Linked DNA regions of Homo sapiens: region 1 is linked to region 2. The links are chromatin loops, found by intact Hi-C in ENCODE. Cell type or tissue: IMR-90. All regions are shown on one strand. Region 1 overlaps PLXNA4 (plexin A4). Region 2 overlaps EXOC4 (exocyst complex component 4).

Evidence for each region. Peaks named below come from ENCODE experiments on the same cell type or tissue, not always from the same donor. Only the 100,000 strongest peaks of a DNase experiment are listed, where the experiment ranks them.
Region 1: a loop joins it to region 2, with 22 times the contacts of the local background. A loop is called at or near these places in 1 of 110 quality-filtered maps.

Annotation. Positions count from the first base shown.
Region 1 is chr7:132,559,697-132,564,696 of GRCh38, forward strand. The region is part of intron 1 of PLXNA4 (plexin A4); the gene reads right to left. Among named protein-coding and RNA genes, the nearest start is that of PLXNA4, 14 kb to the right of the region's middle. In IMR-90, no CTCF peak of the experiment used is centred here; no DNase peak of the experiment used is centred here.
Region 2 is chr7:133,701,821-133,706,820 of GRCh38, forward strand. The region is part of intron 10 of EXOC4 (exocyst complex component 4); the gene reads left to right. Among named protein-coding and RNA genes, the nearest start is that of MIR6133, 410 kb to the left of the region's middle. In IMR-90, no CTCF peak of the experiment used is centred here; DNase peaks (open chromatin) are centred at 1,891 and 3,931; H3K27ac peaks cover 391 bases.

The DNA of each region.
Region 1 (5,000 bases), 1.1 Mb before region 2:
ATGGAACACAGGAGCCCATGTCTACATCTCCTACAACAAATGAAGACCACTAAATTATAAAGCTCTCCTGCAGAATGCAAAGCATCTGTCACTAATATGCTAACCCATTCATTTTTTCCCCATGTATTGGAAAGAGAGAGAACAGATACTGCTTGGGTTTTACTAAGCCCTAGACTGTGTCTGCTATTTTAAAAATACCTTCATCATAGATGTGTGAAGCAAAGATATGAGAAACAGGGGGTAGAACCTGGAGAGGGGCTGCCCCACCTAAAGGCATTCCCATGATAAAAATTTTTCCTTGGCACTTGACACGCCTGGACCAAGCCAACCCTATCTAGTCGCCAGGTCCTACCTGCAGGCTTTGATTGTGCAGACTTTGTCCTACCTCCCAGAATGTGGGATTAGACCAACAGGACATTATTCCTAATGGGCAAGGTCAATATTTTAATCACCAATCTCTTAGCTCATGGTGGAGTTCATTTCCCTAGACCACACTGTTTTGAGCATGCGCTCATTGAAGTTGGAGGCACGCACCGAGGAAGGGAACAAGCAGAACAGAGGCCCAGGTGCGCTCTGTTCCAAGCTTGCTCTATAGCACTCTGGGTGCTACTCAACCTCCCGGGATTGTTCTTTTTCCACTGGAAAGTAGTGGGACTCTCCTAAGGGAAGGTGAATACCTGGGATGCTTTCAGAACAATTTCAAGTACATTGTCCAAGACAGTATGTTTACGCCGAAACATGAACCACTTGAAAAATGCAAGAATCTCTAGGTGGATCTTCTTGCTTCTTTGTCAAGTTTCTGCCAGATCCCAAAAGGAACTCCTAAGTCTGCAACTGGGTCCAGAAGTAAACAGCACTAGGTAAGCATGAAGTTGAAGCTGCCGGGGACACAAGAGCCTTGTATCCGCCGGCCTCCTGGTCACTTCCGCCTGCAAATCCACATATGCCCCAATTCACCTTGTTCAGAAAAGAATGCAGCACTCCTGCCCCACCACTCCCCCGACAGCCTGCCTCAGTCCAGATTTCTCCAGCTCCACTAATGGCATCATCTCCCACCAGCTGCCCAGGCAAGACACCTGCAGGACAACCCCACTGCCCGTTCCTTGCTGCCCACCACCTTCACCGCCATATCCACCATCATCTGTCAGCGCTAATTCCTACGATGCACTTCTCAGATCAGCCCCTTTCTCTCCTTTGCCACCCCCTTTGATCAGCCCCGGCTCAGGATGCTTTGATTTACTGCAATAGCCTGCTTCCAGTTGTTCTCCACGTGGCCCCCGCTGAACCTTGCTACAGTACAAATCTGGTCTTGTTGATTCTCTTCCTTGGAGATCGCCAAGGCCTGACTGCTGCCTGATGGATAAATCCCTTAGCTGGATACTGACACTGGTCCTGGTGCAGCCTCTGCCGTGTTGCCCCTTGCCCCACTTCCCACCTCTGCCTTGAACTCCTGCAGACCCCAAGGGCTGTGCTCTCACCTCTCTGTGCTGCTTCCTCCACGTGGGACCTCTGCTTATGAGTTCACAAAGCCAATCTGAGGGATCCTTCAAAACATCCTCTAAAACTCAACTGGATGCCCCTCTTCCTCCTCCTCCTCCTTCTCCTCCTCTTTCTCCTTCTTCTCCTCCTCTTCCTCCTCTTCCTCCTCCTCCTCTTCCTCTCCCTCCTTCTTGTCCTCCTCCTCCTCTTCCTCCTCCTCCTCTTCCTCCTCCTCCTCTTCCTCCTCCTCCTCTTCCTCCCCCTCCTTCTTGTCCTCCTCCTTCTTGTCCTCCTCCTCCTTCTTCTCCTCCTCCTTTCTCCTCCCCCACCTCCTCCTCCTCCTTCTCCTCCTCCTCCTTCTCCTCCTCCTTCTCCTCCTCCTTCTCCTCCTCCTTTCCCCTCCTCCTCTTCCTCCTTCTCTTCCTCCTCCTTCTCTTCCTCCTCCTCCTCTTCCTCCTCCTCCTTCTCCTCCTCTTCCTCCTTTTCCTCATCCTCCTCCTTCTCCTCCTCCTTCACCTCCTCCTACTCTTCCTCCTCCTCCTTCTCCTCCTCTTCCTCCTCCTCCTCCTTCTTCTCCTCCTCCTCCTTCTCCTCCTTCTCCCCCTCGTCCTTAACCTCCTCCTCCTTATCCTCCTCTTTCTCCTCCTTCTTCTCCTCCGCCTCCTTCTCCTCCTCCTCCTTATCCTCCTCTTTCTCCTCCTCCTTCTCCTCTGCCTTCTCCTTCTCCTTCTCCTCCTTATCCTCCTCCTCATCCTCCTCCTCCTTACCCTCCTCTTTCTCCTCCTCCTCCTTATCCTCCTCCTTATCCTCCTCTTCTTTCTCTGCCTCCTCCTCCTACTCCTCCTCCTCCTCCTTCTCCTCCTCTTCCTCCTCCTCTCCCTCCTCCTTCTCCTCCTCTTCCTCCTCCTCTCCCTCCTCCTTTCTCCTCCTCCTCCTTCTCTCCTTCTCCTCCTCCTTCTCTCCTTCTCCTCCTCCTTCTCTCCTTCTCCTCCTCCTCTTTCTCCTCCTCCTCCTTCTCCTCCTCCTCCTTCTCCTCCTCCTTCTCTTCCTCTTTCTCCTACTCCTCCTTCTCCTCCTCCTCCTCTTCTTTCTCTGCCTCCTTCTCCTCCTCCTCCTTCTCCTCCTTCTCCTCTTCCTCCTCTTCCTCCTCCTCTCTCTCCTCCTCCTTCTTCTCCTTCCTCCTCCTCCTCTGCCTCCTCCTCCTTCTCCTCCTCCTTCTGCTGCTCCTCCTCCTTCTCCTCCTTCTCCTACTCCTTTTCCTCTTCATCCTCCTCCTCCTTCTCCTCCTCCTCCTTTCTCCTCCTCCTTCTCTTCCTCTTTCTCCTCCTCCTCCTTCTCCTCCTCTTCCTCCTCCTTCTCCTCTTTCTCCTCCTCCTCCTTCTCTTCCTCCTTTCTCCTCCTCCTTGTCTTCCTCTTTCTCCTCCTCCTCCTCCTTCTCCTCCTCTTCCTCCTCCTTCTCCTCCTCTTTCTCCTCCTCCTCCTCCTTCTCTTCCTCCTCCTCCTCCTCTCCTCCTTTTCCTCCTCCTCCTTCACCTCCTCCTCCTTTTCCTCGTCCTCCTCCTTCTCCTCCTCCTTCTCCTCCTCCTCCTTCTCCTTTTCCTCCCCCTCTTCTTTCTCCACCTCCTCCTTCTCCTCCTCCTTCTCCTCCTCCTTCTCCTCCTCCTTCTCTTCCTTTCTCCTCCTCCTCCTTCTCCTCCTCCTCTTCTTTCTCTGCCTCCTTCTCCCCCTCCTCCTCCTCTTCCTCCTCCTCCTCTCCCTCCTCCTCTCCCTCCTCCTCCTCTCCCTCCTCCTCCTCTCCCTCCTCCTCCTTCTCCTCCTCCTCCTCCTTCTCCTCCTCTTTCTCTTCCTCTTTCTCCTCCTCCTTCTCTTCTTTCTCTGCCTCCTTCTCCTCCTCCTCCTCCTTCTCCTCCTCCTCTTCTTCCTCCTCCTCCTCTCCCTCCTCCTCCTTCTCCTCCTCCTCCTTCTCCTCTTCCTCCTTCTCCTCCTCCTCCTTCTCCTCCTCCTTCTCCTTCCTCCTCCTCCTCTTCCTCCTCCTCCTCCTCCTTCTCCTCCTCTTTCTCCTCCTCCTCCTTCTCCTACTCCTTCTCCTCTTCATCCTCCTCCTCCTTCTCCTCCTCCTTTCTCTTCCTCCTCCTTCTCTTCCTCCTTCTCCTCCTCCTCCTTCTCCTCCTCTTTCTCCTCCTTCTCCTCCTCCTCCTCCTTCTCCTCCTCCTCCTCTTTCTCCTCCTCCTCCTCTCCCTCCTCCTCCTTCTCCTTCCTCCTCCTCTTCCTCCTCCTCCTCCTTCTCCTCCTCCTCCTTCTGCTGCTCCTCCTCCTCCTTCTCCTCCTCCTCCTCCTCCTGCTGCTCCTCCTCCTCTTTCTCCTCCTCCTCCTTCTCCTACTCCTTCTCCTCTTCATCCTCCTCCTCCTTCTCCTCATCCTTTCTCCTCCTCCTTCTCTTCCTCCTCCTTCTCTTCCTCCTTCTCCTCCTCCTTCTCCTCTTCCTCCTCCTTCTCCTCCTCTTTCTCCTCCTCCTCCTCCTTCTCCTCCTCCTCCTTCTCCTCCTCCTCTTCCTCTTCCTCCTCCTCTCCCTCCTCCTTCTCCTCCTTTTCCTCTTCCTCCTCCTCTTCCTCCTCCTTCTCCTCCTCCTTCTCCTCCTCCTTCTCCTCCTCCTTCTCCTCCTCCTCCTTCTGCTGCTCCTCCTCCTCCTCTCCTCTTCCTCCTCCTCCTTCTGCTGCTCCTCCTCCTCCTTCTCCTCCTCCTTCTCCTCCTTTTCCTCGTCCTCCTCCTCCTCCTTTTCCTCCCCATTCTTTCTCCTCCTCCTCCTTCTCCTCCTCCTCCTTCTCCTCCTCCTTCTCCTCCTCCTTCTCCTCCTCCTTCTCCTCCTTTTCCTCCCCCTCTTTCTCCTCCTCCTTCTCCTCCTCCTCCTTCTCTTCCTCCTCCTCCTCCTCCTTCTCCTCCTCCTCTTCTTTCTCCTCCTCCTTCTCCTCCTCCTCCTTCTCCTCCTCCTTCTCCTCTTCCTCCTGCCCCTCCTCTCCCTCCTCTTCTCCTCCTCCTTCTCCTTTCTCCTCCTCCTCCTCTTCCTCCTCCTCCTTCTGCTTCTCCTCCTCCTCTCCTTTTCCTCCTCCTCCTCCTTCTGCTGCTCCTCCTCCTCTCCTTTTCCTCCTCCTTCTCCTTCTGCTGCTCCTCCTCCTTCTCCTCTTTCTCCTCCTCCTCCTTCTCCTCCTCCTCCTCCTCCCCCTCTTCTTGCTCCTCCCCCTCCTTCTCCAGGAGCCCTTCTTCATGTCCTGCTTTTCATAACTGGATGGGTGCCCGTCTTCCTATTCCCAGAGCACCCTCTTCATGCCCCAGTCTCACTCTCTGACACATTGCATGTAAATTCTCTATTCCCACGTATGTTGTGGCCACACTAAGCTGTGAACTCCCTGCTGACAGAAGTAGGTCTTTCATCTCCACACAAATTCTCACATAGTGCCTAGCACACAGTAGGCACTCAATAAATATTGCTTGAATTGACTGATTGCTTGATCAATTGATTAAAT
Region 2 (5,000 bases):
AGGTAACTTTGTATAATATTTGTGATAATTTTGCGCATATAACAAAGTTTGTGTGCATTAAAGCATCAGAAAACAAAGGTGTCACTATCTCAGCCACCCATGGGGACAATCTGTGGTTGTTTGGAATCACTGTCATTTTTCTTTTTCTTTTTCTTTTTCCTTTTCTTTCTTTCTTTCTTTTTTTTTTTTTTTTTTTTTGAGACAGTATCTCCCTCTGTCACCCAGGCTGGAGTACAGTGTGGTGATCTTGGCTCACTGCAGCCTCGACCTCCCACACTCAAGTGATCATCATTTCTGACTCTGAATGTATAAGCTACTGATTAGCAATCATTTTCTTACGCTTATTCACACATAAATACTTAATAGCAAAATATATAACATACCATTAAAATAGTGAAAAAATAATGTGTTCGGGGTATCTAAGCAGCACAGCAGCATCACCAGAACACCCGCATCAGCTGCTGAACCACAGCCAGCTTTGTCGCCACCAACGATGCTGGTTTGTTCATTCTCTTCTCTTCTCTTCCCTTCCCATCTTGACAAGGTCTCACGCTGTTGCCCAAGCTGCAGTGCAGTGATGTGATCACATTTCACTACAACCTTGAAATCATGGGCTCAAGCAATTCTCTCACCTCAGCCTCTTGAGAAGCCTGGATTGCAAGTGGGGCATCATGACTTCCAGCCAATTTTTTTTTTTGAATTGCTATGTTGCCGAGGCCAGTCTAAAACTCCTGGGTTCAGATGATCCTCCTGCCTTGGCCTCCCACCTCACTGGGATTACAGATGTGAGCCACTGCACCCAGCCTGTATTTTATTTATTTAGGTGAGAAGAAACATCAGAAGCAGTTGAGGGACCAAGAAGTGGATCACCTAGGGATGAGGAAGCATTGTGCTAGGTGGCTTTTAAAAATGCTTCCAGCAGAGTCATCCGTGGCTCCATAACAATTTTTGTCTTAGAAGTCTTTCTTTAATTTTATAAACTGCCATGTTCTGTTATGAATGTGCACTGCTCTAGTCCTTCAGTAAGCTCATCACATATTTGCACCATGTTGTCTGTAGATAGTAATTTTGCAGTGTTAACAATGCCATCTTTATCGTCACTATTATCACAATCACCTTGATTCAGAACCATTTTGGTTATTTTGCCATCAGTCAATGAATGAAATAACTGAAGCCTCATTATCAATGTTAAATTTCTTTAACATCCACTTCTTCCAGCATACTGATGAATTCTGAAGATACATCTTTTGCATATGTAAGGAGATCAGACTTTTTTTTCTCACTTGACATGTGAAATCCTTCAAAGTCAGCATTTTGTTCATCATTATCACTGAACATAGTCACAGGTTAGAAGCTGTGCCAGGCACGCACCACTGTGTCTTTAGTCACAGTGTTCTAGGTGTTGGCAACAGCATATGTAGCATTATTTATGCTAAACTCCTTTTGAATATCTTCCACAACCACACCAATGTTCATTGCTACGTTGCTGCTAGCATGTTGTTCAAGAATACATTTTTATATTCACTCTACATTGATGTAAGGATACCTTCGTCACATGGATGAATTAATAAATTCACATTTAGGGGGAGTATATGTGGCATGAACATGATTTTTGATGAGAATTTCTGCTGGAGGATGAGCAGAACAGTGGTCAAGGAATAATAAAGTTGTGCATTTGTCATCCCGGCCAGCTTCCTTTCAGTGAGCACAAGTCACTGGTACAAAATGTTTGTGAAACCGATCAGAAGAGATATCCCTGGTGATAAATGCCTTTTTGTTCATATAATAATAGACTAGTAAGAAAATCACTCCTTGAAAACTGTGAGATCATAGCCTTTTCCTATCATAACAAATTACGCTTATGCATGCCTACTGCATTAGAACATCCCAACACAGCTGTTCTGTCTTTGGCATCCTTAATTCCTGTAGGAGCTGTCTCATCAGCTGTGGCCAGTGTCGTTCTGGGACCATACACCAAAACAGTGATGTTTTAACAGCATTATAGACTTGTTCTGGCATCAGATTTCCATCAGCGATGACCTTGGCAAATTCATCAGTGAATTGCTCTGCTCCTTCATGGTCAGCAGATGCTTTCTCACTGTATAAATCTTTAAAACAAATTGAATTCCATGTTTAAGTTTCTATAAGTAGCCTGTTGAATATTTACAGTTCCCTTCAATTTTCAGTTCATCTTGATAGAGCTTTGCTTGTTTCATCATCAGCAATACCATTAAGAGGCATGTGTTCACTGTGACACTGATCAATCCACTCTTTCAACACCTAAGATTTTAAAAGGAATAAATTAATTTTTAAATAGTGACGAGAACTTGCCATGTTGCCCAGGCTGGTCTTGACCTCCTGCAATTAGGTGATCCTCCCGTCTTCTCCCAAAGTGCTGGAATTACAGGTGTGAGCCACCATGGCCATCCCTAAGATCTTTATTTTTAGCTTTATGCAGTGTTTTTGTATTTTTCGTTAACTTTGTTTATCACTTTCAGCATGGAACTTCAACAGTTTATCCTTGTTCTTCAGGTCATATATGGTGGTCATTGTAACACCGTAGTCTTCTGTGACATGTTCCATACTTACACTGCTATTCAGTTTCTCCAACAGCCTGACTTTCAGTGCTATAGAGAAACATAAATGCTTTCCCTTTTTCCTATCACTGTTATTCATAGCCTTCTTGACATTTTCAACAATATCTTTCACCACAGAGCAGAGAATAAGCACAAAAATACAGTGAGTAATGCACGTAGGTCTTAGCCCCATCCTGGGGAACCTGTCCTTGCTGCATCTGGCCTGTACATGTGGCATTGTATTACACTTTGTGAGTGTGCTTTTATGGGAGGGATCCGGGTGTGTGTGGAAAAGATACATTGCAGCTGAAGGGAAGAAAAAAATCTGTCCTGGGAGGGTAATTTGTTCCTTGGGAGTGCTGAATAAACTGTGTTGTACACCTGAAGTTGAACTGTGACTTGTCATGTGAGGTCATGTGTGGAATTTTCCACTTGTGGCATCAGGTGATGCTCAGAATGTTTCAGATTTTGGAGCATTTCAGATTTCAGACTTTTGGATTAGGGTTGCTCAACATGTTGAACAATTATAACAATATGCTGTTAATAATTTCACAGATTTGTTCTTACCTTAGATCTTAGTAACCTCAGCATATGATTTTATTTTCTTTCCGTAAGTTAAGAACTTTTACCTTTTCACTTAGCAGAAAAGCCGGGTAGATACTATACTTTTTAAAAATTAAGAGAGAGGCAGGCACGGTGGCTCATGCCTGTAGTCCAAGCACTTTGGGAGGCTGAGGCCAGTGGATCACTTGAGGTCAGGAGTTCTCAAGACCAGCCTGGCCAACATGGTGAAACTCCATCTCTTACTAAAAATACAAAAATTAGCCAGGTGTGGTGGTGTGTGCCTGTAATCCCAGCAATTCAGGAGTCTAAGGCAGGAGAATCACTTGAACCTGGGAGACAGAGGTTGCAGCGAGCTGAGATCATGCTGCTGCACTCCAGCCTCAGTGTCAGAGGAAGACTCCATCTCAAAAAATAAGAAGAAGAATAATTAAGAGAGATTATTTCTAAAATTATAAATGTACTGGAACTGCTAGTTAAATTCTGTCTGCTTCTAGTAGAAACTATAGTTACTAAACAAATAAAAATATAGTAGTTCCTCCTTATCCACAATTTTGCTATCTGTGACTTCAGTTACCCATAGTCAATTGTGGTCCAAAAATATTAAATATTAAGAAAGCATTTTATGGCTTATTTTTGGTATATCCAAATTGCCAGCATCACTACTTTTGGACTCTGGGGCCATTATTAAGTAAAATAAGGGTTACTTGAACAGAAGCACTGCAATACCCGTCTGAGAGTTGACTTCATAATCGAGATGGCTACGAAGTGACTAATGGACAGGTAGCGTAAAACGCACGGATACACTAGACAAAGGAATGATTCATATCCTGGATGAGACAGAGTGGGACAGCATGAGATGTCATCACACTACTCAGAATGGTGTGCAATTTAAAATGCATGAGTTGTTTATTTCTGAAATTTTTCGTTTTATATTTTTGGAACACAATTGACTGCAGATAACTGAAGCCACAGAAAGCAAAACTGTAGATAAGGAGGAATTACTGTATTTTAATTTGTTTATTAAACTTCGTTTCTACTAGAAGCAGACAGCATTTAACTAGCAGTTCCAGTGCAGTTATAACTTTAGAAATAATCTCTCTTAATTTTTAAAAAAAGTATAGTATCCACCTGCCTTTTCTGTCAGGTTGTGTATAAACTTCCCTCCCAGCGAGTTTGAATTAATGTCATTTTGATGACCACCATGTGTATGTGTAAGTGCAATTCTGTATCTGTGTGTGTGAAAAATTGTGTATGAATCCTTTTATTAGTTCCATTAGCCTCAATATAATTAAATTATTGTACTAAAAATATCCAGATAAGTAATTTCCAGCATACTACTATGATTTTACTTTATAAGAATTTACAAAATAGGCTTATCAATTACAAAAGGATACAGCAAAGGAGATGTGCACAAACATATTAGTATTTGTACTTATATTTACATTTATACACACATACATGGAAACTCACAAGTCATCATTAGACATGGCTTTTGGTTGACTAAGAGCCCTCTCTGATAGGAGAAATATAGTGCAAGCCACAAATGTAATTTTATTTCCAACAGAAATAATATGAGCCACATTTAAAAAGTGTAAAGAAATAGATGAAATACATTTTAATAATACATTTTATTGCACCCAGTACATCCAAAATACTATCTCTTCAATCTGTAATCAATATAAACATTTTTAACGAGATATTTTACATTCTTTTTTTCATATCAGGTCTTAGAAACCCAGTGTGTGTTTTATACTTAGAGCACACCTCCATTTGGACTAGCCACATTTGAAGTGCTTAATATCCCTGCATGGCTTATGAGTGGAGCAAGGGGAAAAGGTGGAGAGGGAAGAGTACCTGTCT